Linked DNA regions of Homo sapiens: region 2 is linked to region 1. Evidence: chromatin loops called from intact Hi-C (ENCODE). Cell type or tissue: GM12878. All regions are shown on one strand. Each heading gives the region's core, and the rest is flanking DNA. Links, peaks and the distances in the headings are about the cores only.

Region 1 (12,289 bases), core at 2,902-10,901:
GGCACATTATCAACATGACAATTAACGTGATTCATCAAAATGTTTTACATTTTGAGCCCCACTCTGAATTACTCAAACAGTTGAATGTTTGTTATGGACTGAATGTTTGTGTCCCCCCACCTCCAAATTCTTATGTTGAATTCCTATCCCCTAGAGTGGCTGCATTTGGAGATGGACCTCTAAGGAAGTAATTAAGATTACTGAGGTCACAAGGGTTGGGTCCTGATCCAATAGGATTTGTGTCTTTATAAGAACAGACACAAAAGTGTTCTCTCCCTTCCATGCGTGCACTCTCTCTCTTCCCCTCCCTGCCCTTGCCTCCTTGCGTCTGCATAAAGAAGAGGTTATATGGGCACATTGTGAGATGGTGGCCTCCCATGAGCCAAGAAAAGAGGGCTTAAAATGAATCCTACCTGGCTGGCACCTTGATCTTGGACTTCCTAGCATCCAGAAATGTGAGAAATAAATTCTTTCTCTTTCTCTTTCTCTTTCTCTTTCTCTTTCTCTTTCCCTTTCTCTCTTTCTCTTTCTCTTTCTCTTTCTCTTTCTCTTTCTCTTTCTCTTTCCCTTTCCCTTTCCCTTCCCTTTCTGTTTTCCTTTCCCCTTTCCTTTCCTTCTTTTCTCTTTCTTCCTTTCTCTTTCTTTCTGTTTCTTTCTCCCTCCCTCTCTTTCTTTCTCTCTCTTTTTCTTTTCTTTCTTCTTATTGGGATGGTTCTCTATTTCCCAGGCTGAAATAGCTCACTGCAGCCTCAAACTCCTGGGCTTAAGCAATCCTCCCACCTCAGGATCCTGAGTTGCTGGGATGGCAGTTGTGAGCCACCATGCCCACCTCGTGAGAAATTTCTGTTTAAGCCACTAGCCTGTGGTATTTTCTTATGGCAGCCTGAGCAGATTACTGCAATGTCCTTTAAGTTAAAATAAATTTTCCCTAAGCACAGCAAGCACTTCTATTAGTAAGTAGGAGGCTCAGTCAGTCTTCACGTATGCAAAAGTATTAATAGAATAGGCCTGGGAATGAAAGTGCCTGGTGTTCTATCTCAAACAGTCTACCCACTCAGGGAAACAGCTGTGAAGCAGACATAGCACTTCTCCATTGTCTTCCTTCCTCAGTGGTACATGCCTGGTTTTGTTTATTTTTTTCTTAGACTAGACTAATCTCCTTTTGTGCTGATCCTTCTCTCTGTAAAATCTCTTTTCTAGGAGCAATTATATAGTATCTTAAAAGTGTTTGGACACGTGGATCATTTTGGAACATACACCAAGAAAATAATCAGTGGTACACATAAAAAGGTTTTATTATAACTATTATCTTTAAATAATCAGAATATATTTATGTATGTGTATAATGTGTTTATTTGTAATACACACTGGTTAAATACATTGAGATAAATCCTTTTAATATAATGCTAAGCAGAATGCTGAGCACCTAAGAAGATGTAAATTATCAAAAATACATTTTTTCTCAGTGATAATCTGTGACTTTTTTAACATCTTAAAAATTTTCCCTATTTTCTACAACAGCATGGAAAATTAGAAATGCCATCTTTAGCAGCTTTATCGAGGTATGAATAGCTTGCAGAAAAGTACACACATTTAAAATGTACAAGTTAATTAATTTTGACATATGTATAATCTCATGAAACCATCACCACAGTAGAGACAGCAAACTGTAATATTACCTCTAGAAATGTCCTTGGGTCTTTTTGCAATCCCACCCTTCTGCCCTCCTCCCTGACCTTTTTATTCCCAGGAAAACACAGGTCTAACTGTACAGAAAATTAGTTTTTATTTTCTAGAATTTTAGATAAATGGAATCATACAGTTTGTGCCATTTTTATTAGACTTTCTTCAATTAGCAGCAAAATTATTTTGAGATTCATACATGTTGGTTTGTGGATCAATGATTTATTCCATCCTCTATATTTCTTTTTTAATTTTGTTGAGTAGTATTTCATCTTCTGGACATGTTGTCCTTAACCTGGGTTGGTCCCAGATTTTACCTGTTGCAAATAAACTGCTCTGGGCACCGTGTGCAACACTTTCTGTTGTTTTTCATGTTTTTGTGTAAATCTCTATTTCCGTCTAATATTTTTTCTTCTTCTGAATGACTTTCTTTAACATTTCTTACGGTGAGTCTGCTGGTGGGTGATGAATTCTTTCAGCTCTTGTATATGTAGAAAAGTCTATATTTTACCTTAGTTTTTGAGAGAGATTTTCCCTTCGTGTAGCATTCTAGGTTGCAGAGTTTGTTTGTTTATTTCTTTTAGTACTTTAACAATGTTGCTCCAATGTCTTCCCACTTGCATTATCTCTGATGGGAAATCTGCTGTCCCCTTCTGGTTGTTACTCTCTATGTAACCTGTATCATTTCTGGGCTGCTTTTTTTCTTTTCCTCTGGTTTGAATCATTTGATTATGATGTGCTTTGGTGTACAGTTATTCATGTGCTTGAATCTGTGTTTGATCTGTGGATTTATAGTTTACATTAAATTTTGAAAAAGAAAAAAGCTCAAATAGTTTTTCTGTCACTTCTCTCTTTTCTCCCTGGGGATTCTAATTACATATGTATTAGTTGACTGAAGCTGCCCCACAACTCACCGATGGTCTTTTATTTATTTTTTTGCAGTCTTTTTTGCCCTGTGTTTTTTTCTGGGTAGTTTCTATTGCTGTGTGTTCAAGTTCACTAATCTTTTGTAGTGCTCAATTGCAATGGATCAACCTAATGGACTATAAAGTTGTATAGTCTGGCTAGTAAGAACAGACACCAGGCAGTGTCTGACCCTGACCCTGGGTTCTAGTTCCTCTAATCTTTTTGGAATTTTCTTCACCTGGCCTTAGGTAGCATTTCTCACTCTCACGGTTCAATGATCAAGGAAGACTCTCTATAGAACTCAAACATTCTCTCTGTGCATCTCTAGCTCCAACTGCCTTGGTCTCCTGGGACTCCCAGCTCTATCCCTCTACTCAGGGAGACTGTTGGATTCTTCCTGTTTAATCTTTCAGTCTGCAAACTCCCAGAAGTCAGTGTGCTCAGGCACTTGTAGGGCTCACCTCATTTCTCTCTGGTCACAGGGACATTTTCAGTTGTTACTATTGTTTCATAACCTTGTCTGATTATTTGGTTTCTTCATGTTGGGGGATAAAGCTTTCTATTACTCCATCTTGTCAAGACACAAAAGTCCCTAGTGTAGTATTTTAAACAAGCAAAACCACCCTATCTTTCCCTCATATGTGACTTTTTATATCTTTATTTTGTAAGATTTCTTTAACTTTGTGTTTAAATCTTCTACTAAGATTTTCATTTCTGCTATCAAGTTTCTAAATTCCAAAGCCCCTCCTTTCCCCCCTTTTCTTCTTTCCTTTCTGTCTTCCTTTTCTTTTTTCCTCTCTTCCTTCCTCCCTTCTTTACTCTTTCTTTTCTTCCCTCCTCCATTTACTCCTCCTCTGCATTCTCTCCCTGCATTTCTTCTTTTCCTCCTTCCTTTTTTTCATCTTTCTTTTCTCATTATTTAAGGTTCTTTGAAAATATTTTTTTCTTGGATGCAATATCTGTACGTATTTTTCTGCCACTATTAATTATTGCTTCACTTACAGTGATTCCTGCAAACTTTCAATCTTCTCTAAGGTGGGGCTTTGTTTATTTATTTTATTTGCATCTTCCAGGTGACATGGTTTTCTGGTGCCTTGGCAACTGCTCACGATGCATGGGAAGACTAAACACTTTGTGTACAGCATTCTGTCTCATCCAGTGAAGACTTCCTCTGGATTATTGCAGCAGACACCTCTAACCTCCTTAATCTGTGTATGTAACCTAATCACTCTTTTTTTTTTTTTTTTTTTGAGACAGAGTCTCACTCTGTCATCCAGGCTGGAGTGCAGTAGCATGATCTCGGCTCACTGCAACCACCTCTGCCTCCCGGGTTCAAGCCATTCTCCTGCCTCAGCCTCCCGAGTAGCTGAGATTACAGGCATACGCCACCATGCCTGGCTAATTTTTTGTGTATTTTCAGTAGAGATGGGGTTTCACCATGTTGGTCAGGCTGGTCTCAAACTCCCGACCTTGTGATCCACCCACCTCGGCCTCCCAAAGTGCTGGGATTACGGGTGTGAGCCACTGTGCCCAGTCGAATGTTTGATATTTTTAAGAACCTTTTAGGTGTGGTTTTGCATTTTCACTCTTTTCATGCTTTAAAGCACACATCTTGTTACAACTCTTCCATGGAAAATCTCTGCCTTCCAGGGCTAAGCAAGGCTGTCCTTGGTGTGGCTTGCAGACTGAATTCAGCCAGCATGGTGCTATTTGATTTTACTTACAACAAACAAACAACTGTTCAGATTATTAGACAATGGAATGGGAATACCTTTGGAGTCACAATTTCTCCAATTCGCCATGTCTCTCTGTTGCTCTACAACTGTAAGGAGAGAAAAATAATTAGAAGAAGAGTCTCCCTCAATAGAGAGGCAGACATACACACCTGGTGATCATCACTGTGGTCCTGCCCACCCTGGCACAGGTGGGTCAGACAAACCTGGTCTGATTCTGATTTACTTTGCCTGAGGGAGTTAACAAAGGTTTCAGAGAGAGGGAATCAGAAAACCCTCATGTAAAACAGATACCATACATGTTAGATCGAATTACAATGGAGTAAACATTTCTTTCTTATTAATGTTGTTAGTGCTGTGTTTCTTGTCCTATTCAGTGACATGCTTTGACCTAGTAATTTTTATACGTGGACTGATTTTCAGATGCATGTGGGCATAAATTAAATACCAAGCATCTAATGTGGACTTGTGTATTTCTTTTTTTTTTTTAGACTGAATCTTGCTCTGTCGCCAGGCTGGAGTGCAGTGGTGCGATATTGGCTCACTGCAACCTCCGCCTCTCGGGTTCAAGCGATTATCCTGCCTCAGCCTTTTGAGTAGCTGGGACTACAGGCACATGGTACCATGCCAGACTAATTTTTGTATTTTTAGTAGAGATGGGATTATCACTATGTTGGCCAAGATGGTTTTGATCTCTTGACTTCGTGATCCGCCCTCCTCGGCCTCCCAAAGTGCTGGGATTTCAGGCGTTAGCCACCGCACCCAGCCTGGACTTGTCTATTTCATTTGGAGAACTTCAATTGATCTAAATCTACTTTGCAGCTTTTCATTGTTAATTTTGAATTTATTTAAACAAGTAAAATATTTAAGACATTTGTGTGGAAAACCTGTAACAAATTGCATTTGGTTCAATCCCTGATTATGTTTTAGATATGCCAACTCTTTTTCTCTCTTTTTTTAAAAATTTGATAAATACTGAAACCAATTCAATTTAGATCAAATACATTACATTTCCACTAGAGGGAGGAAAAGCGCTAATTTTGAACCTTTATGAGGGAACTGTGCTTTTGCCGAGATAATCACTTCCCTCATTACACACAAACTGTGTCTGGAAAAACAACAGTAGTTCCTTTCATTTTTATTTAAATCTCTTCTCTAATGGGAAAACAAAGGACAAAACAGGGAACACTTCTAGGTCAAAGTAGCAAATCTTTAAAAGTGGCTAATTTCTTGCTTCAAGAATTCTAAATACAGCCCCCAGGGTCAGAAAAATATTCAAAGGAAAACCTTAGTGATCATGGAACGCAATCTCTTTCTTTAATAGTGGTGAAAAATGAGGCCCACAGAGAGGCCTGCCCTGCCTAGGGTCATGTAATTTGTTAGTAGCAGATGCACGCGAGAATAGAAGTTCTGCAGTTCTTTTTCTAGTGCTCTTTATAATGCAGTATGGTCTCAGCATATCTGATGCAGTAAATGATATGTACATACACACACATTTTTTTAGGTACATATATATGGATGCATATGTTTTCTTCCATGTGAGGTAATGATTTGAAATTTGGCTTTAAGAGACATTCTGGGGATTTTATGTGTCCTTGTTTATTTGCTCTTAAAACCTCCCTACCCCCTCGTCATTGTAGAACTCTGGATGCACTGCTTATGTTGGATACAGCTAATGGGTCCTGCAAGGCCCAGGCTCTTGTAATTATTGAGCAATCGCCAAAATACTGTGGTTTAGAAAACACATCATAAACTTTTCTGTGGAGTCTCCAAAATTTTTATTAACATGCATGACATTAATGGTTGTGCTTATTTTGCCATAATTGAGGGTGTGTCCCATTTCTCTCAAATAAGAAGGCATTCAAGGGAGCTATCAAATTTCACTTTTGGCTGAACCTGGTCTGTAAGCTTTTCCAAACCTAATGCATTTATGCTCATCTTTGAGATTGAAAACATTATTTTCTGTGTTTTAATTGAAGAAAAAAAAATCCAAACACTCAAGTTCTCCATTCTGAAGCTGTAATTAAGAAAATATCCATCAATAAATGTGTAATTATTTTAAGCCATAATTTTTTTTCAGTAGGTCCTGTTGTAATAACTAACGATTGAAGAGTTTTCCTCATGCCTCCAAATGTCCTCACTAGTGTCTCTAGACTATTTCTACCTGAAGAGAGCTTGCATTAAAAATAAGGGTTAGGGTTAGGGAATTTGGAGATACATTTATAAGGTGAACTTTGGGTGGAACTGTGGTCATTTTATTAATTTTAAAAATTATTAATTCTTCCTCTTCTATGTGCATACATGCAAAGTAATGAATGAAGGAACTTCTGGCTACAAGCAGATGTAGGTACCACTTCTAACTGAGTTTGTGACCTCTGACAAGTTATTCATCTCTGGACTTTAGTTTTTTATTTGCAAAATAAGAAGGTCAGACATGAGGAGGACCAAGAGCCCATTTCTAGTGGGCCATGACTTTAATTTGCCATGATGAGTGGAAGTCACTTATAGTCTTAAATGCCTTATAATTTTTAACAGGATCATAACACAAGATATGCTGTTTTATGCCATTCTGTTACTATTCTAATAACTTGGGAAAGCATGGTATTGGTATATAATGTGTTCCATAATGCATTGGTTCCCTCAAAACCTTCAAGTAAATCAGTCTTTTGTAAAAAGACTTCACTTTATGTTCCCTAGGGAAATCGAAGTGACTTCTATGATGACTAAGGAGTGACCATTTCTATCACTTCCTTAGTCCAGTCCTTCATCTCCCATGAGAATCAACTGAGTCATTTCCTCCCTGATCTTCCTGCTGACACAATGCTCTACCGCCCCCTACAGTCTATTCTTTGAGCAGCACCCAATACCATCCCTACTAAACTTAATTAAAATCAACTCACCCACCTGTTCATCATGCTTAGGGCTTCATTCAGGCCTTGGTTCAGGTCTCTATTCAGCATTGCTCTTACAAGGGGCCTTCTCTACTACTCAGTCCCAGATAGTGCCTTGCATCGTTCTCCTCCCCTTGGCTCTACCTCCTTACTATTAATACCTACCTCTGTCTATGTCTATGTCCATGGCCATGTCTATGTCTGTATCACATCCATCATCATAACTGCATCTGTGTCTCTGATTACACTTGTATCTCTATCTATATGCATAGCTCTGCCTGTACCCACGTGCATATCAACAACCTTATCTATATCTGTAATATGCCTGTGTTGATTTCTACTCCTGAACTGGAGTCTGCACTCCATGAAGGCATGGACTTTGTTTTGCTCATTACTGTCATTTCAGTGTTTGGAACAATGCCTGGTATATACCAGGTTGGTGCAAAAGTCATTGTGGTGGTTTTGCTATTAAAAGTAATGGCTAAACACCACAATGACTTTTGCAAAGGAGCTCAATAAATATTTCTCAAATATTTATTGAGGTACAAATGTGGAACATTGACTTGAAGTGTCAATCAGACTTGACTGAGATTCGGATTGGGGCCCTTTTAGCTGTGTGATTGTGGACAAGTTATTTAATTTCCATGAGACTTCATTTTCTCATTTATAAATCAGAAATGTCATCATTTTTCTCAAAGGTCTTTTGTGAGGATAAAATTAGATATTATAATGAAAAAGAGCCATCTCAGCCCTGGCCAGGAAAAGCTCCAAGTTGAGGTCAATCTCCTTCTCCTTTCTGCTGTCTTGTTGAGAACATCCAGAATTTTATGCATTTTCTGGCTTCAAAGAGAAGCACACCTATTAATATTCACTGCTGGTTATCTTGAAAGTTGGAAAACCAAGACTTCCCAGCTGCAGGAGACGACATTAGATAAACATAAACATGACTTTCCACAGGAGGGACTGTCCCAATGCAGAGCAGATTTACTCGACTTTAAGCATGCTGATGGTAAATGTTCTCCCCCAAGGTCAAGAGCAATGGTGGTTTATTATTTAATTTTATTAGTAGACAAAAATGGGCAGTTAAGGACTGTATTTTTGCCACTAGAGAGCATCACCTTAAGCATTTTCCCCATCACCTGACATAAGTGACACTGTCTTATGAATTAAAACTTTGAAAGAGGCCTCTTTCTTTTTGTGGTTAAAAACCAAATACTTTTCCAATGGAGAATGCATCTCCCTTGGAAATAGTAAACATTCTAGTCAAGGAAAAGATGACCACTAAGCATCTGCTACGAGTTTCATACACCTCATTGTGCATATTGTTCACATCAAACCAAGCATCAGCTGCTACACTGATGTTGCGTAACCAGCCCCAGGTCATGTGGCTAATTACCCGTGGGTCCTGGAATCCATCTCATGTCTGTCTGACTCTGGAGCCAGGAAAGGGCTCCACCAGTGCTCTGTGATGCCTCAGGTGATGCAGAGCCAGTCTCTACTGATGGTTCTATCAAAAAACAAAAAAAACCAAAAACTGAGAGACAGAATCCCAAGTGTGTATAGTGTTACATTTGTGGAGCTCTTTGTTGTTCACTAATGGCTCCTTTATAAATCATTTCAGTTTTTCCCAGCTATAAAGTCACAAGATTTTATATCACTTTTCAGAGAAAGCAGAAGTTGTATGACTCTACTGAAGGTCCCAGTTAATAAGGAGCAGAGACCGGAATTCCTCCTTCTGATGGTAGACCCTTACTCTTTCCGCCATTCTCTGTGGACTTTTAGAAGAACTTTCATCCCGTAGTTACAGTCTTACTTATGCTTTTGCTGAGCATTTTCTAATAGACAGTCAGTCTAGCAACTGCTGGGAACACACAGAACCTAAACTAATGTGGACAAAGTCTCTGTCCTCGCACAGCTTTCGTTCTGAAGGACAGAGACAGGCAATAAACAAATAAATGTGTCTTTATAGTAGAATGATTTATAATCCTTTGGGTATATACCCAGTAAGGGCATTGCTGGGCCAAATGGTATTTCTGGTTCTAGATCCTTGAGGAATTGCCACACTGTCTTCCACAATGGTTGAACTAATATACACTCCCAACAGTGTAAAAGTGTTCCTGTTTCTCCACAGCTTCACCAGCATCTGTTGTTTCCTGACTTTTTAATAATTGCCATTCTGACTGGTATGAAATGGTATCTCTTTGTGGTTTTGATTTGCATTTCTCTAATGACCAGTGATGATGAGCTTTTTAAAATATGTTTGTTGGCTGCATAAATGGTTCATTTAATGTGTTTAAATGTACAGATTTTGTAACACTAAGAAGTTGCAATGCTATAATAACAGCATATCTTAGGTTGGGCATGGTGGCTTATGCCTGTAATCCTAGCACTTTGGGAGGCCAAGGCAGGTGGATCATTTGAATTTGAGGTCAGGAGTTTGAGGCCAGACTGGCCAACAAGGTGAAACCCCATCTCTACTAAAAATACAAAAATTAGCCGGTTGTGATAGTGGGTGCTTGTAATCCCAGCTACTCAGAAGGCTGAGACAGAAAAATTGCTTGAACCTGGAAGGTGGAGGTTGCAGTGAGCCGAGGTCACACCACTCCAGCCTGGGCAATGGAGACTCCGTCTCAAAAAAAAAAAAAAAAAAAAAAGTACATAATGTGCTTAGAATTTCAAAATTGTAAAAATTGTTTTGTTTCTTTTAATTCAAAGATATCTACATGCTTTTAAAATCAGTAAAGTTGCAATTAGCTGAAAAAAAATGCATAAGATATCAGGTGGTGTAAATACCACAGACAAGTCAAGTTCGTGAGGGGATAGGAGTACAACAGGGACAGGTTGAGGTTTTAAGTTGGGTGATGGGAGAAAGCTGCTTTGCTGGAGATGTTTGGGCACCTGATGGGAGTGACAAAGCCAGCCAGGGGATTGGCAGGGTTAAAGCAGCAACATCAGCACGATTATTTACAGCATCAACAAAACATTTAAAAAGCCGATTCTGTTTCCTAAATGTGAGGAGCTATCTGCTGCAGATCCAGTTGTGTTCCCTGAGAACAGGGAAGTGCAATGTAATGAAAGTCAGCCCCATTCCTTGAAGAAAAGTCCTCGTCTGAGCATCAGGAAATGGCCGAGCTGGTGTGTGATCTGCAAAGCGCATCTCACCCTGCCTGCTCTCTAAGACCCGGACAAAGCATGCTTTTGGTTTAAAGTAGTTTCTCTCAAAAGACTGCAATCTTCCTGGCAGATATCATGCATTTTTATCATATTTCCCAGAACAGCTCAGATTCTCAAGGACCATATACGTGAATTATCTATAGTGCAGTTAAATGTCATGAAGTTGTCTAAGCCTTTTTAATTAATAGGATTCATAAGTGCTCACTGGAAGTCAGTACTGTGGAATTCATTTTTTTCCTACTTGACATTTATGTAGCACTCTTTAACATTTGAAATATATTATCTCATTTTATTGTCGCAACAAGCCCATGAAGGAGTTGAATAGGAGATATATTATCTGTTTCTTCTACCTCTCTCCTTCCTTTCCTTTTCTTCCTTCCTTCCTTCCCTCCCTCCCTCCCTCCCTCCTCCCTCCCTCCCTCCCTTCCTTCCTTCCTTCCTTCCCTTCCTCCCTCCCTCCCTCCCTTCCTTCCTTCCAAAATGGAAAGTTAAATGGTATTTGATGGGAAGAAAACTGCTGGAATTCTACTGACTTAAAAATAACAGGATATACTTTCCAATCATCAAAATTAACAAACGTTTGTAGAAAATATAATGTTTGCTTGCTGAGAAGAGTCTGTGAGACAGCATCCCCTGCCATGGGAATGTAAAAAGATACAAATCTTATGGAAGGCCACGTGGGAAAATGCACCAGGAATTTAAAAAATGTGTTTACCTTTTGACATCAAAATTGTACTCCCCAAAGACATCATTAGAACTGCAATAAAAGTCAATAAACCAAAAATATTTATCCCAGCATTACTTATGAGAGCAAAACTTGGAATAAAGCAAATTGCTTAACAATAGGGAAAGGTTAAGTGAGCTGTGATACCCGGCTTTGATGGAATAGGATGCAGTCACTGGGGACTACACTGGGGGTATTCTACTCTCTGGAGGAGAGGTTAGAGATAACTTGACTTTCTGGCCTCTTACTTTTTGCCAAAACAGTCTCCAAATCCCAGCAGTGGGGGCCAGTTTGGAGATGCATGTAGGCTGCAAGTACTCTCAGCAGCCACAGCAGGCTAGACTTAGAGACAGGGCAGCTTCCTCTGTTTAGTCTGGTGGAATTTCTGAAGAAAGAGATGTTAGCACGAGGCCAGGCAGTGATGGCTCCAGGCGGGATGGGGTGGGGGTCCTGCTTCATGGAGGCTTGTTTTTCCCTACAAGGGAAGAATCTGGAGCCCAGGGTTCCAGGACCAGGCAGGTCATTAGCTCGCTGAATAAATGTGAAGAAACTAGTTTACCGCACACCTCTGCCATTTTCTCATCTGTGAAAGGACTGATGGAAAAGAGTGTTAATGTAAGCAATATTTCTACAGCTCCTAATTTCTGCTAGTCATAGTTCTAAGCACATTACAAATAGCAGCTTGTTAAATCATCAGGACAATCCTTCGAGGTAGGTAATGCTCTTCTCCCCACCTAACTGATCAGGAAACAAAGACGGAAGGAGGTTAAGTAGCTTGCTGATGGGGTTCGAAGCCACGCTTTTAAACTCTACACTCCACTGCCTCTCAATAAAAGATTTGTAAGTTCCCTCTCAGCTCTCATATCCAATGACTATAATTTTAGGAGGTGAGTTTTCAGCCAGTATATAAGAGTCTTGTTCCAATCCCTTAAACTGCATTTTGATTTCACTCGTCTCTTGTTCTTCCTTCTCTTAGGACAGATTTCCCATCTGAAATCCCATTGTATTAGTTACGGTGGATATGGGTCTGCACGCGGAAGGGAAAAGTCGGGTTCTAGCTATACACAGAGCTCATGAAAGATATATTTTAGCTCCTCGAGGCCTGCAGGAGCTGAGGGGGTGACAGGCTGGCTCTGGGCTCCCCACACCTGAGGGACCCAGCTACTCTCCAGGTGCTT
Region 2 (12,289 bases), core at 1,400-9,399, 83 kb before region 1:
CTGTCAGTTTTCAGTCCAGCCCCTTACTCAGGTCTGGCTGGCCCATCTCCCCCAGAGGGCTGTCCCATAGAGCCCATTGTAAAGGACACTCATTGTTGCCAAGAGTTTGTGCCAATGCAGTATGACTCACCCTTCACTCATTGAACAAGCTCTTCCTGATTACCTAGATGGGCAAAATTTCCCTGCTCATGCGAAGCAGGCTGGCGACTCAGTGCTGCAGCAAATGGCCCAGAAGCTGGGAAAGCAGATAGCCGTTCTGACACTTCTCTTCTAGACAGAAAATCAAGGGAAGCTCAAGACCCACACTTGAATTTTTTTTAAAAAATTAGACAAGGGGCTGGGTGTGGTGGCTCATGCCTGTAATCCCAGCACTTTGGGAGGCCGAGGCAGGCAGATCACCTGAGGTTGGGAGTTCAAGACCAGCCTGACCAACATGGAGAAACCCCTGTCTCTGTTAAAAATACAAAATTAGCCAGGCGTGGTGGCACATGCCTATAATCCCAGCTACTCGGGAGGCTAAGGCAGGAGAATCGCTTGAACCCCAGAGGCAGAGGTTGCGGTGAGCCGAGATCGCACCACTGCACTGCAGCCTGGCAACAAGAGCGAAACTCAGTCTCAAAAAAAAAAAAAAAGAAAGAAAAAGAAAAAGAAAAGAAAAAAAATTAGACAAGGAAGTTTATGTGAATTTGTAATCACACATTCCATAAATATAGAAAATTCACTTTTTTTATTTTAAAAATTAACAAATTCCATTTCTTGTTTCTCTAGAGTAGCAGGAAATCAAATGTCAGTTCTCATTCTGACTTTCTCTCCTTAAGGACACAGAGGAATCTGGGGGATATTATGGTTCTGGGAATGTGGAATGTAACGTCTCATCTTCAGCCCATCTGTGCTACTGATCATCTCATTCCAGAAGCCATGCCTTCTCTCAGGAGCAGACAGCACAAGACTTTCCTGCCAGAGGCACAGTCCCCAGGTGAGCCACACAGCCTTCACAGGGTAATGCCAAAGAACAGAGGAGAGTTCCTGCTACTCTCCGGGTCTTCTTGGCAAAGCTTCTGATACAGTCTGGCTGTCTCTCCACCTGAATCTCATCTTGAATTGTAGCTCCCATAATTCTCGTATGTCATGGGAGGGATCAGGTGAGAGGTAACTGAATCATGGGGGTGGGTCTTTCCTGTGCCGTTCTCGTGACAGTGAATAAGTTTTATGAGATCTGATGGTTTTATAAAGGGGAGTTCCCCTGCAAATGTTCTTGCCTGCTGTGACTTTGCTCCTCCTTGCCTTCCGCCGTGATTGTGAGGCCTCCCCAGTTATGTGGAACTGTGAGTCCATTAAACCTCTTTTTCTTTATAAATTACCTAGTCTCAGGCATGTCTCTATTGGCAGTGTGGGAACAGACAGACTAATACAGCTTCCCTTGTCTGTACTCTTACCCTTCTCCCTTCAAAAGCATCCTCTCTTTCTTTTCCAACCTTTCCAACCTCTCGAATAATCTCTGCAGTGGGAGTAGCATCCACATAAGACAGGATGCAGAGATGTCTTCAAGCAGCTTCAAACAAAACTTCAAGAAAGAAAGTGCAAGTGAAAAAGGAAATTCATCCTTCCAGTCACTTAACACAGCACTGTCACGGACACCTTGTGCCTCCTTAAAATTCGTATACTGAAGTTCTAAGCCCCAGTACCCCAGAATGTGACCTTCTTTGGAAATAGGGTCATTGCAGATATGATTAGTTAAGAGGAGATCATACTGGAGTGGGCTTTAATCCAATATGACTGGTGTCCTTATGTAAAGGGGAAATTTGGACACAGACACACACAAGGAGAACACCATGTGAACTGAAGTCAAAGATTTGGGTGATGCTTCTACAAGCCAAGAAATGCCAAAGATGACCAGCAAAGCACCGGCAGCTGGTGGAGGAGCCTGGACCAGATTCTTCCTCACAGCCCTCAAAAGGAACCAATCTTGCCAAAGCTTTGACTTAGACTTCTAGCCCCCTGTGATGGTTAATGTTAAGTGGCAGCTTGACTGGGTTAAGGGATGCCCAGATAGCTGGTAAGACAGTATGTCTGTGTGCATCTCTCAGAGTGTTTCTGGACAAGATCAGCATTTGAATCCTTAGAGTAAAGAAGATCTGCCCTCACCCACGTGCATCACCCTATCTCTGGAGAGCGCGAACAAACAGGAGGAAGGGCACATATGCTCCTTCTGTTCCAGCTGGCACATCCATCTTCTCCTGCCCCCTGACTTCAGAGCTCCTGGTTCTCGGGCCTCAGGATTCCAGCACTTACATGAGAGCGTGCTTCCCCCTCCCTACTCCACCCCTAGGTTCTCCGCCCTTTGGCCTCTGACTGAATTCCACCACCAGCTTTTCAGGGTCTCCAGCTTGCAGACGGCAGATCGTGGGACTTCTTGGCCTCCATAATTATGTAAGCCAATTCCCATAATAAATCTCCTATCTATCTATCTATCTATCCATCTATCAATCATCTATCTAGTCTATCTATCTATCTATCTCTATCCTATTGATTCTGTGTCTCTGAGGAACCCTAATACACCTCCAGAACTGTGAGATGATACATTTCTGTGGTTTAAGCCACTCAGAAGGTGGTACTTTGTTTCACCAGGCCTAGCAAACTAATACAAGTGCATGGAAGGTGACTACTCATGACTGCAACTTAGAGAACAAGGGTTATAATAAAAATAAAAGTGTTATACAAAGGTGGCAAGATAAATGACAATAAATGAAAATATTAACATGTGAATTAAAAAGTAAAGATATTTTTCCTAGCATTCTCCCAGAAAGTAGAGACGCGTCTCTCTTGTTTGCCATCATATCCAGCAATGGCAAGATAAGTTCTAGGCACTTCATAAAAATTTGTTGAATGAAAGAAATGAATCTTCTGTGGTTCTTTATTAACCGGATCTTCTATGCATGGCTCAAATGCAAGCTCCGTAGATTCTACTTAGAACTGAAAAGGACCCAAGAGAAAGTTTTGTCTGATCTTTTCACTTCACTTATGGGAACACTGAGGTTTACCGAGGCCATGCCAGATCCAGGATCCCTGCTTGCTCAAGGCACACATGGTAATATTACAGAAGGCTGATTCAGAGGTCTTTTAACTTTTTATTACACTGCTTTTCTATAGTAATCAATTGAATATGGCCCTTGGGGCTTGACAGAATTTTTAAAGGCTTTCTCAAGTCTCAAAGAATGATTATATTTAACAGCAGACAGACCTCATTGTGGGCAAACATTTAATGCTCACTAAATAGCCATGCATTTTCCCAGATTTTCTGGCCCCCTCACAGTCAGGCCAGGGCATGTGACTCATTTTGTTCCATAGACTGTAGACATAAGCCTCACTTTTGAGCCAAGGCAATGAGAAAGACCTTCATGACACTGAACTTGCCCATCACCATCCCAGTGATAACAGAGCCACATATTGAGGTGGTGGGACCACCAAATGGAGTCAGCTGGATCTGTGGGTTGCCCACTGGTAGGATGATCCTCAGGAGAACATGAACCTGCATGTGTTAAGCTATTGAAATTTTAGGGTTTATTTGTTATGCCAGCATGGTCTTGCCTAAACTAACAACTAAAGCTAACACATTCACTGTAAACTGGTTTTGAGTAGCAGTAATTCACAGGTACTTGAGTCTTGAAGGAGAGCCCAAGTACAATACTAGGTAGGCAGAGTAAGTCATTCAGTCTTAGACATGAGAGCACAGTTGAGGCAGATAGCCAAGAGCTAGGAAAAGATGGGAACCTGGAAGAAATTCAGGTAGCAGATAGGTGCAAGGGGAACACAGTACACAATCCAGGTCTGTGTCCTGGGCAACAACTCAGGTGCCCACAGCTCATTCCTAGTGGATGCTGCCACATGGTAACACGTGAGGTTTAAAATAAAGAGCTATGGGGGAGAAACAGGACTTGCTATTCCACCTACTGAACAGGGCTCAGGTGATATATCGCAAGGTGGATGCTTGAATGCTTCATGAAGATTCCCTACAGAACCAAGGCAGTCATTATCCCGTGAGCTGGGACTGTTGGCTGTGGAAGGCTCACATCCCAGGAATCAATCTTGGCCAAAGGTAGCTGCCTCCTGCAAAACTCCTTCCAAAACCGCTTGCCTGGGACATAACATATGTCTCATTTCATATCTTTGTGTGAAAGTTTGGTCTATTGGGTTGTATTTCTGAGAATCGCTTGGCATACCTTGGGACAACACTGAAGGGCTCCCTAGCCCCAGAGTTCCCCAGCAAATGCATCCCAGCTCCCCTGTGTCCTCATTCTTCTACAGGAACCCTTCCTAAGCATCTCTTAACCACCAACCTCCATCTCAGAGTCTGTTTCCCAGGGAACCTGACCTGAGACAGTAAGATGGGGAAAGTGAGCTCCAGCAAGATTGCAGAAGAAGAGAATCATAAAACATTTTCCTGACAATAGATTGTCTGGCTTGGTAGGACCAGGAGGTTTATCTGTTATGGATAAAGGTGGCAGGTGGGCTTGAGCAGGAATGGACAGAATCTTGGATGCCACCTAAGAATGGAAAGTTCTGGGGGATAATGGGAATAAAAAATAAAAATAGGGGCTATAGAGACCCTTTCTGGATGGAAACATACTTAAAAGGCCCTTTAGAGGTCATTTTGTTTCATTGCTGTATGTTTCTAAGTATTTAACTTTTATTCTGCTATTATTTTAAATGCTCCTCACCTTAGATTATTCAATCTCCTTAAAATACATACAGTACTTAAAAACTCCTCTCTCTCTCTCTTTCTACACACACACACACACACACACACACACACACATCGCCACCACCATCAACAACAATAACAAACGCAAACACTCTCATCAAATCCCCACACCTTGACGGCCTGGAAAACTTCTCCTACTATTTTAAACTCCAGTGCACCACTGACACCTCTAGTAACATTTCTGTCACTCCCCTGGGTTAGCCAATCTTTCTGCTGAGCTGTGCTCACACCACTTTTGTTACTCTCTTATTATATTATCATATTTGTATGTTTGGCATTAGACATGAAAGAATGTAATAGTCCAATGAAAGAATGCAAATTCCTCTTTTTCCTTTCCCCATCTTGCATGTGTATGAAGAACTCTATCAGTCTGTCTTCTCCTTCCTTCTTCTCTCATTTCATATCTTCGTGTGAAAGTTTGGTCTATTGGGTTGTATTTCTGAGAACCTATTCTTATCAGAGGATCACAGGGCAAGACCACAAGCCACTTCCTCTAAAGAAGACATGCACTCACAGTTTCTAATCATCAAGAGGAGAGCAGGCTTCACAGATTGAAACAAGCAAATAACAACAACAAATAAAACCCAGAAACCCAGAAGCTGAGTCCCAGGCAGTTTGGAAGAAAGAAGGACAAAGCCCTCTGCCTGAGCTTGGCTCGGGCTTTGCTGCCAAAGTCAGTTTAGGTTTCATCAAGATCTAGCTATGCATTTCAGTTAGACTCCCTCAGCTCCAGTTTCCTTAGCAATGAAATGAAGGATGATTACACTTCTCTTCTATGGTTTCTCTGAGCATTTAAAATAAAAATTATGCAAAGCACTTAACACCATACTTGGCATGCCCACTTCAGGGCTCAAAACTTTTTAGCTGCTAAAATATGCGCTCTACCCTTAAGGACCATATAGTTTAAGTTAAGAGAAGAATTGTGTGTCCAGTGGTAGGAGGCAATGGCGCATTCCCCCAAGACCGAGAGTATTGTGATTCCATCAGTTGTAGAGCCACCCCCAGGGAGAATGTAAATCTTGGTCAATATTGTGAAATGGGACTATGAAGTCCAATGCCTTAACCCCTATTGAAATTGTATCTCCATCATTAGCCTTAGACAATCTGAATGTTATTTGTTATGGGATCATTTTGGTTAGGACGGGCTAATCTGTGTTACAGTAACAAGTAATCTCAAAATGTGAACTGTCCCATATATGCAGTTTGCTGTGACCGTATTTGTCTCTCCAATACTATCCTCCCAATAAGCACACAAGATCAAGGTTGCCTGTTTTTAGACTCAGCCATCTCAACATGAGGCCTCCTCTGTAATCACTGTGGACCCAAAAGCAAATGTTGTACAGCCTTGTACTAGCAGTTAAATGCACTCATAATTGGCCGGAATTAGTAGCTTTGCTTAACTGAAAGAGGGTGAGAAAGTATAATTTTCTCATGTTCACAGAAGGGGGTATGAATAACTATTCAAAGTCTTTACAACAGGGAGTAAAAATATTTCCTTCAAGGAACAGTGATTAAGGTTACCAGTTTTCAGTGAATAGCTAATGCCTGATATACCACTGAATAAATTAGGGATAGTCATGGTGGCACTGTGACTTGAATTTGAAAACAGGCATCTGATAAGACAAGTCAGATCTTCAGGGGTATTTCATTTGGGGAGTGTCATGTTTTATAAAACTTGAACACCTCTAAGAGGAGTATGTTCTCTAGCTCACCCTGGCTCCCACCACCCTGTGCTGTCTTATATCAAGTTGCTTCACACATGTCTGTATTTCTGATTTTTGAGGCCACTTGAAGGCCGACATTGGACCCCTCACAAAACAGAGCAGAGCATTTTTTTGTTTTGTTTTTTGTTTCCATAGGTTATTGGGGAACATGTGGTGTTTGGCTACATGAGTAAATTCTGTAGTGGTGATTTGTGAAACTTTGGCACCCATCACCCGAGCAGTATACACTGCACCCAATTTGTAGTCTTTTATCCCTCACCCACATCCCACCCTTTCCTACTGAGTCCCCAAGGCCCACTGTGTCATTCTTATGCCTTTGCATCCTGATAGCTTAGCTCCCACTTAAGTATGATAACATACAACCTTTGGTTTTCCATTCCTGAGTTACTTCACTTAGAATAATAGTCTCCAATCTCATTCAAGTTGCTGCAAATGCCGTTAATTCATTCTTTTTTTATGGATGAGTAGTCAGAACATTTTTAGAAGTTTATGTTCTACCGGATTTTTCAGACCTGAGCTCTGGCGAAGCGCTCATCTCAATATTCCCATTAAGATGTAGAATGAAAGACCACCAGAGTCCTCCATGTTTTGTGTGTGTGTGTGTGTGTTAAAACTTTGTTGCTACTTCTACCATCCTTCAACACTTATTTTACCTATTCGTTTACAAGACTGCCTTCTCCACTAAACTTTGAGCACCTTAGCGACAAAACAATCTTATGCTCATTTTTGTGTTTTTAGCACTTGCTATAAAAGCTGATACATCATAGGTGCATACTAAATGAGTAAGTTAACTAACGGGCAGCCGTCTTAAGCCTCCTGTTCTCTAAGGTGTTCTTCCCCAAAACCCAAATGTCCTCTCTTTTTGCTCATGACAATTATCAGGACTTCAAACTGTGCCATGAGTTTTTATCTATTTTGTCCTGCATTACCTCAGATTATGAAGGATGGCTTTCACATGATGTGAACTCATTGGTAACTGTTAGTAGTTACCAGAGGCCACCAAGAGCTGTTTGTATAATTAACTCAAGTCCTTACACTAATCTGCATTGATCCCTCATTTTGCTGATGAGGAAACTGGGCCTTTGTGAACCTAAGTATCGCACCCTTAATCAAACACGGTACTGCAGCTCAAGCCAGGCTGTCCCACGGCAGGTGCCTTTTCTATCACTGCTTTGCCTCTCTTACTCAGTTGTTTAACTCTCTCGTGTGTCTAACTCTTGTCCTAACATTTGTAAATTTCTCAAAGATGAAAAGCCTGACTCTTCTTCTTGGATATTCCCCATAGCGTCTGGCACAGGTCTCACCACACAGTAGATATGCACCAAGCTGTTCCTGAATTAAATCTTTCAACTACAAGGATCTTGCCAGGCATCACCAGGTTGTGGTAGGCAAATAGGTAGGAAATAGCTTAAGTTTGCTCTCTGTTCCCTGCTTTTCCCTCTCCTGGCCAATACCTGAGAGAAAGGTGGGGCTGACACATCCCAACGACAACTTGAAGAACAAGATTAATGTTTGCTAATTCCCCAGACTCCCTCAGTTTTACAGAAAATCAGTGGAGAAACTGCAAGTTTAATCACAACGAAGACATTTCAGGCTCTGTCACAGCGGATGGAGGCAATATTTAAAGGACTGGAAACGTCCATGGGGCCCCAAGTCATAATACTCACAGCACTGCCTACTTCAATAGAAGTGGCTTTATTAACTGCCATCAGACAAAGTCAAGTCAAATCTATTAAATGGCATCAAAGTCAGGTCAAATCTATTAGGTATATTGCATCTTACCATTTAAATGATGGATCATGCTATGGACTGAATGGTCTCCTTCCAAAACTCACATGTCAAAGCTCTGATCCCCTGTGTGACTATATCTGGACACAGGGTCTTTAGCAGGTAGTTAAGTTCAAATGAAGTCCTTATGCAAAATGATGGTGGCCTTTTAAGAGGAGAGAGATCCCTGTCTCCTCCATGTGAGAACACAGGGACAAGGCAGCCATCTGCAAGCCAGGGAAAGAAGCCTGACCAGGAACTTAACCAGTTGGCACCTTGATCTTGGACTTCCAGCCTCCAGAGAAATATATGTGTATTGTTTCTGCCACATGGTATACGGTATGTTTTTATGGCAGCCTGAGCTGACTAATTCAGGTCAGTTTGACTCAACCAGCATTCAAATGCCTGCTGTCTACTAGGCTTCCAGGAAAAAGTGATATCTGAGTTATGATTTAATGAAAAATGAGGTATTCTTCACAAAAGTAGATACCACCAACTACACATATACACAGGTTTTCTGGTTATCCCCACAAATAGATGTCAGAAAACATAAAAGATAAAGCTGAATATAACCCAGGAAGAGAACTGACAAAGGTCAGTCTATTCAGATGTGTTGCTGAGAGGGGTTTAGGAACAAGTTGAGGTGGCCCTGAATGAAAAAAGTAAACAATGTTTGGGCAGTTTTCCAGATTCCCCAAGAATGAACTTTCACAGAGCTTTGTGTGTGTGTGTGTGTGTGTGTGTGTGTGTGTGTGTGTGTGTGTGTGTGTGTGTAGAGAGAGAATATTACTAAAATTAATAGGATACCACTTACATCCATAAACAAATATGTAAACAACTCAAAAACAAATCCAGTGGGTTTTTTTTCAAATGAGCTCTGACTTTTTAATGCCATTGAATGTTTTCTCATCTATTAGTGTGAATTGTTAAGAACTGGCTGTTCTCATTAAAGTACAAAATGCTAATTAACTTTAAAAAGCTTCAGAAGATATAATGTGAAAAATAAAAGTATTGAGTAAGAATGCAATTCTATTAAGCAATATATATGACTGGACAGATGTGAGCTAAATTACCAGTTACCTCTATGTGATACAATTATGGGTAATTTTAATTTTCTTCATTTTGTTTTACTCTGTTTTCAAATATCCTACAAATGTGTATTTTTAATAATAATAAAAATAAATATTGTTGCAATCTTTCTGATCTTTTAAGTCCATTTTAGTAGCATCTGACGTGGACTTGCTATAGTTCTCCTAAGCATATATGGGGGTGTTTTGTGTGATTAAACTTGACCTGGAGGGCTGACAAGATGGCCAAATAGGAACAGCTCTGGTCTGCAGCTCCCAACAAGACCAACAAAGAAGGCGGGTGATTTCTGCATTTCCAACTGAGGTACCTGGCTCATCTCATTGGGACTAGTTGGACAGCAGGTGCAGCCCATGGAGGGTGAGCCAAAGCAGGGTGGGGCATCGCCTCACCCAGGAAGCACAAGGGGTCAGGGAACACCTTCCCCTAGCCAAAGGAAGCCATGAGGGATGGTGCTGTGAGGAACAGTGCTATCCAGCCCAGTTACTATGCTTTTCCCGTGGTCTTCACAACCCACAGACCAGGAGATTCCCTCAGGTGCCTTCTCCACCAGGGACCTAGGTTTCAAGCACAAAATTGGGTGGCCATTTGGGCAGACACCGAGCTAGCTGCAGGAGTTTTTTTTCGCACCCCAGTGGCCCCTGGAATACCAGTGAGACAGAACCGTTCATTCCCCTGGAAAGGGGGTTGAAGCCAGGGAGCCAAGTGCTCTTGCTCAGCGGATCCCACCCCCCCAGAGCCCAGCAAGCTAAGATCCACTGGTTTGAAATTCTTGCTGCCAGCACAGCAGTCTGAAGTCAACCTGGGACACTTGAGCTTGGTGGCGGGGAGGGGCGTCTGCCATTACTGAGGCTTGAGTAGGTGGTTTTCTCCTCACAGTTCAAACAAAGCTGCTGGGAAGTTCAAACTGGGTAGAGCCCACCACAGCACAGCAAAGTGGCTCTAGCCAGACTGATTCTCTAGATTCCTCCTCTCTGGGCAGGGCATTTCTGAAAGAAAGGCAGCAGCCTGGCCAGGTGTGGTGGCTCACACCTGTAATTCCAGCACTTTGGGAGGCCAAGGTGGGTGGATCACAAGGTCAGATGTTCAAGACCAACCTGACCAACACGGTGAAACCCCGTCTCTATTAAAAATACAAAAATTAGATGGGCATGGTGGTGCACACCTGTAATCCCAGGTACTCAGGAGGCTGAGGGAGGAGAATCACTTGAACCCAGGAGGCAGAAGTTGCAGTGAGCTAAGATTGGGCGACTGCGCTCCAGCCTGGGCAACACAGCGAGACTCTGTCTCAAAAAAAAAACAAAAAAAAAAAAAAGAAAAAAGAAAGGCAGCAGCCCCAGCCCCAGTCAGGAGCTTACAGATAAAACTCCCATCTCCTTGGGACAGAGCACCTGGCGGGAGGAGCGGCTGTGGGCGCAGCTTCAGCAGACTTAAATGTTCCTGCCTGCTGGCTCTGAAGAGAGCAGCGGATCTCCCAGCACAGCACTCAAGCTCTGCTAAGGGACAGATTGCCTCCTCAATTGGGTCCCTGACCCCCGTGCCTCCTGACTGGGAGATACCTCCCAGCAGGGGTCAACAGACACCTCATACAGGAGAGTTCCAGCTGGCATCTGGCAGGCGACCCTCTGGAACAAAGCTTCCAGAGGAAGAAGCAGGCAGCAATATTTGCTGTTCTGCAGCCTCTGCTGGTGCTAATCAGGGAAACAAGGTCGGGAGTGGACCTCCGGCAAACTCCAGCAGACCTGCAGAAGAGGGGTCTGACTGTTAGATGGAAAACTAACAAATAGAAATCAGTAACATCAACATCCACAGAAAGGATGCCCATGCAAAAACCCCATCCAAAGGTCACCAACATCAAAGATGAAAGGTAGATAAATCCACAAAGATGAGGAAAAACCAGCACAAAAATGCTGAAAATTCCAAAAACCACAATGCCTCTTCTCCTCCAAAGGATCACAACTCCCCACCAGCAAGGAAACAAAACTGGATGCAGAATGAGTTTGACAGACTGACAGAGGTAGACTTCAGAAGGTGGGTAACAACAAACTCCTCCAAGCTAAAGGAGCATGTCCTAACCCAATGCAAGGAAGCTAAGAACCTTGATAAAAGGTTACAGGAACTGCTAACTAGAATAACCAGTTTAGAGAAGAACATAAATGACCTGATAGAGCTGAAAAACACAGCACAAGAACTTCATGAAGCATACACAAGTATCAATAGCCGAATCGATCAAGTGGAAGAAATGATATCAAAGATTGAAGATCAACTTAATGAAATAAAGCGTGAAGACAAGATTAGAGAAAAAAGAATGCAAAGGAACAAACAAAGCCTCCAAGAAATATGGGATTATGTGAAAAGACCAAATCTACGTTTAATTGGTGTACCTGAAAGAGACGAGGATAATGGAACCAAGTTGGAAAACACTTCAGGATATCATCCAGGAGAACTTCCCCAACCTAGCAAGACAGGCCAACATTCAAATTAGGAAATACAGAGAACACCACAAAGATACTCCTCAAGAACAATCCCAAGACACATAATTGTCAAATTTACCAAGGTTGAAATGAAGGAAAAATATTAAGGGCAGCCAGAGAGAAAGGCTAGGTTACCCACAAAGGGAAGCCCATCAGACTAACAGCAGATCTCTCTACAGAAACTGTGCAAGCCAGAAGAGAGTGAGGGCCAATATTGAACACTTAAAAAAAAAAGAATTTTCAACACAGAATTTCATATCCAGCCAAAGGAAGCTTCATTAACAAAGGAGAAATAAAATCCTTTACAGACAAATAAATGTTGAGGGATTCTGTCACTACCAGGCCTGGGTTACAAGAGCTCCTGAAGGAAGCCCTAAATATTGAAAGGAAAAACTGGTACCAGGCACTGCAAAAACATACCAAATTGTAAAGACCAACAACACTATGAAGAAACTGCATCAATTAACGGGCAAAAT

Evidence for each region. A loop is a pair of places that touch in the nucleus more often than their neighbours do. Peaks named below come from ENCODE experiments on the same cell type or tissue, not always from the same donor. Only the 100,000 strongest peaks of a DNase experiment are listed, where the experiment ranks them.
Region 2: a loop joins it to region 1, with 4 times the contacts of the local background. A loop is called at or near these places in 8 of 110 quality-filtered maps.

Annotation. Positions count from the first base shown.
Region 1 is chr2:6,821,480-6,833,768 of GRCh38, reverse strand. It overlaps NRIR (negative regulator of interferon response), which reads left to right. Exons shown (of 4, transcript NR_126359.1): 2 at 339-455; 3 at 3,663-3,801; 4 at 4,814-5,215. Among named protein-coding and RNA genes, the nearest start is that of NRIR, 13 kb to the left of the region's middle. RefSeq lists an enhancer at 7,077-7,371. In GM12878, for the core only: a CTCF peak has its summit at 7,154 (motif pointing left); a DNase peak (open chromatin) is centred at 7,098.
Region 2 is chr2:6,902,880-6,915,168 of GRCh38, reverse strand. GRASLND (glycosaminoglycan regulatory associated long non-coding RNA) reads left to right here. Exons shown (of 5, transcript NR_033997.1): 4 at 819-976; 5 at 1,505-2,893. Among named protein-coding and RNA genes, the nearest start is that of RNF144A, 8.4 kb to the left of the region's middle. RefSeq lists enhancers at 5,104-5,233, 5,364-5,413. In GM12878, for the core only: no CTCF peak of the experiment used is centred there; a DNase peak (open chromatin) is centred at 5,268; H3K27ac peaks cover 2,209 bases.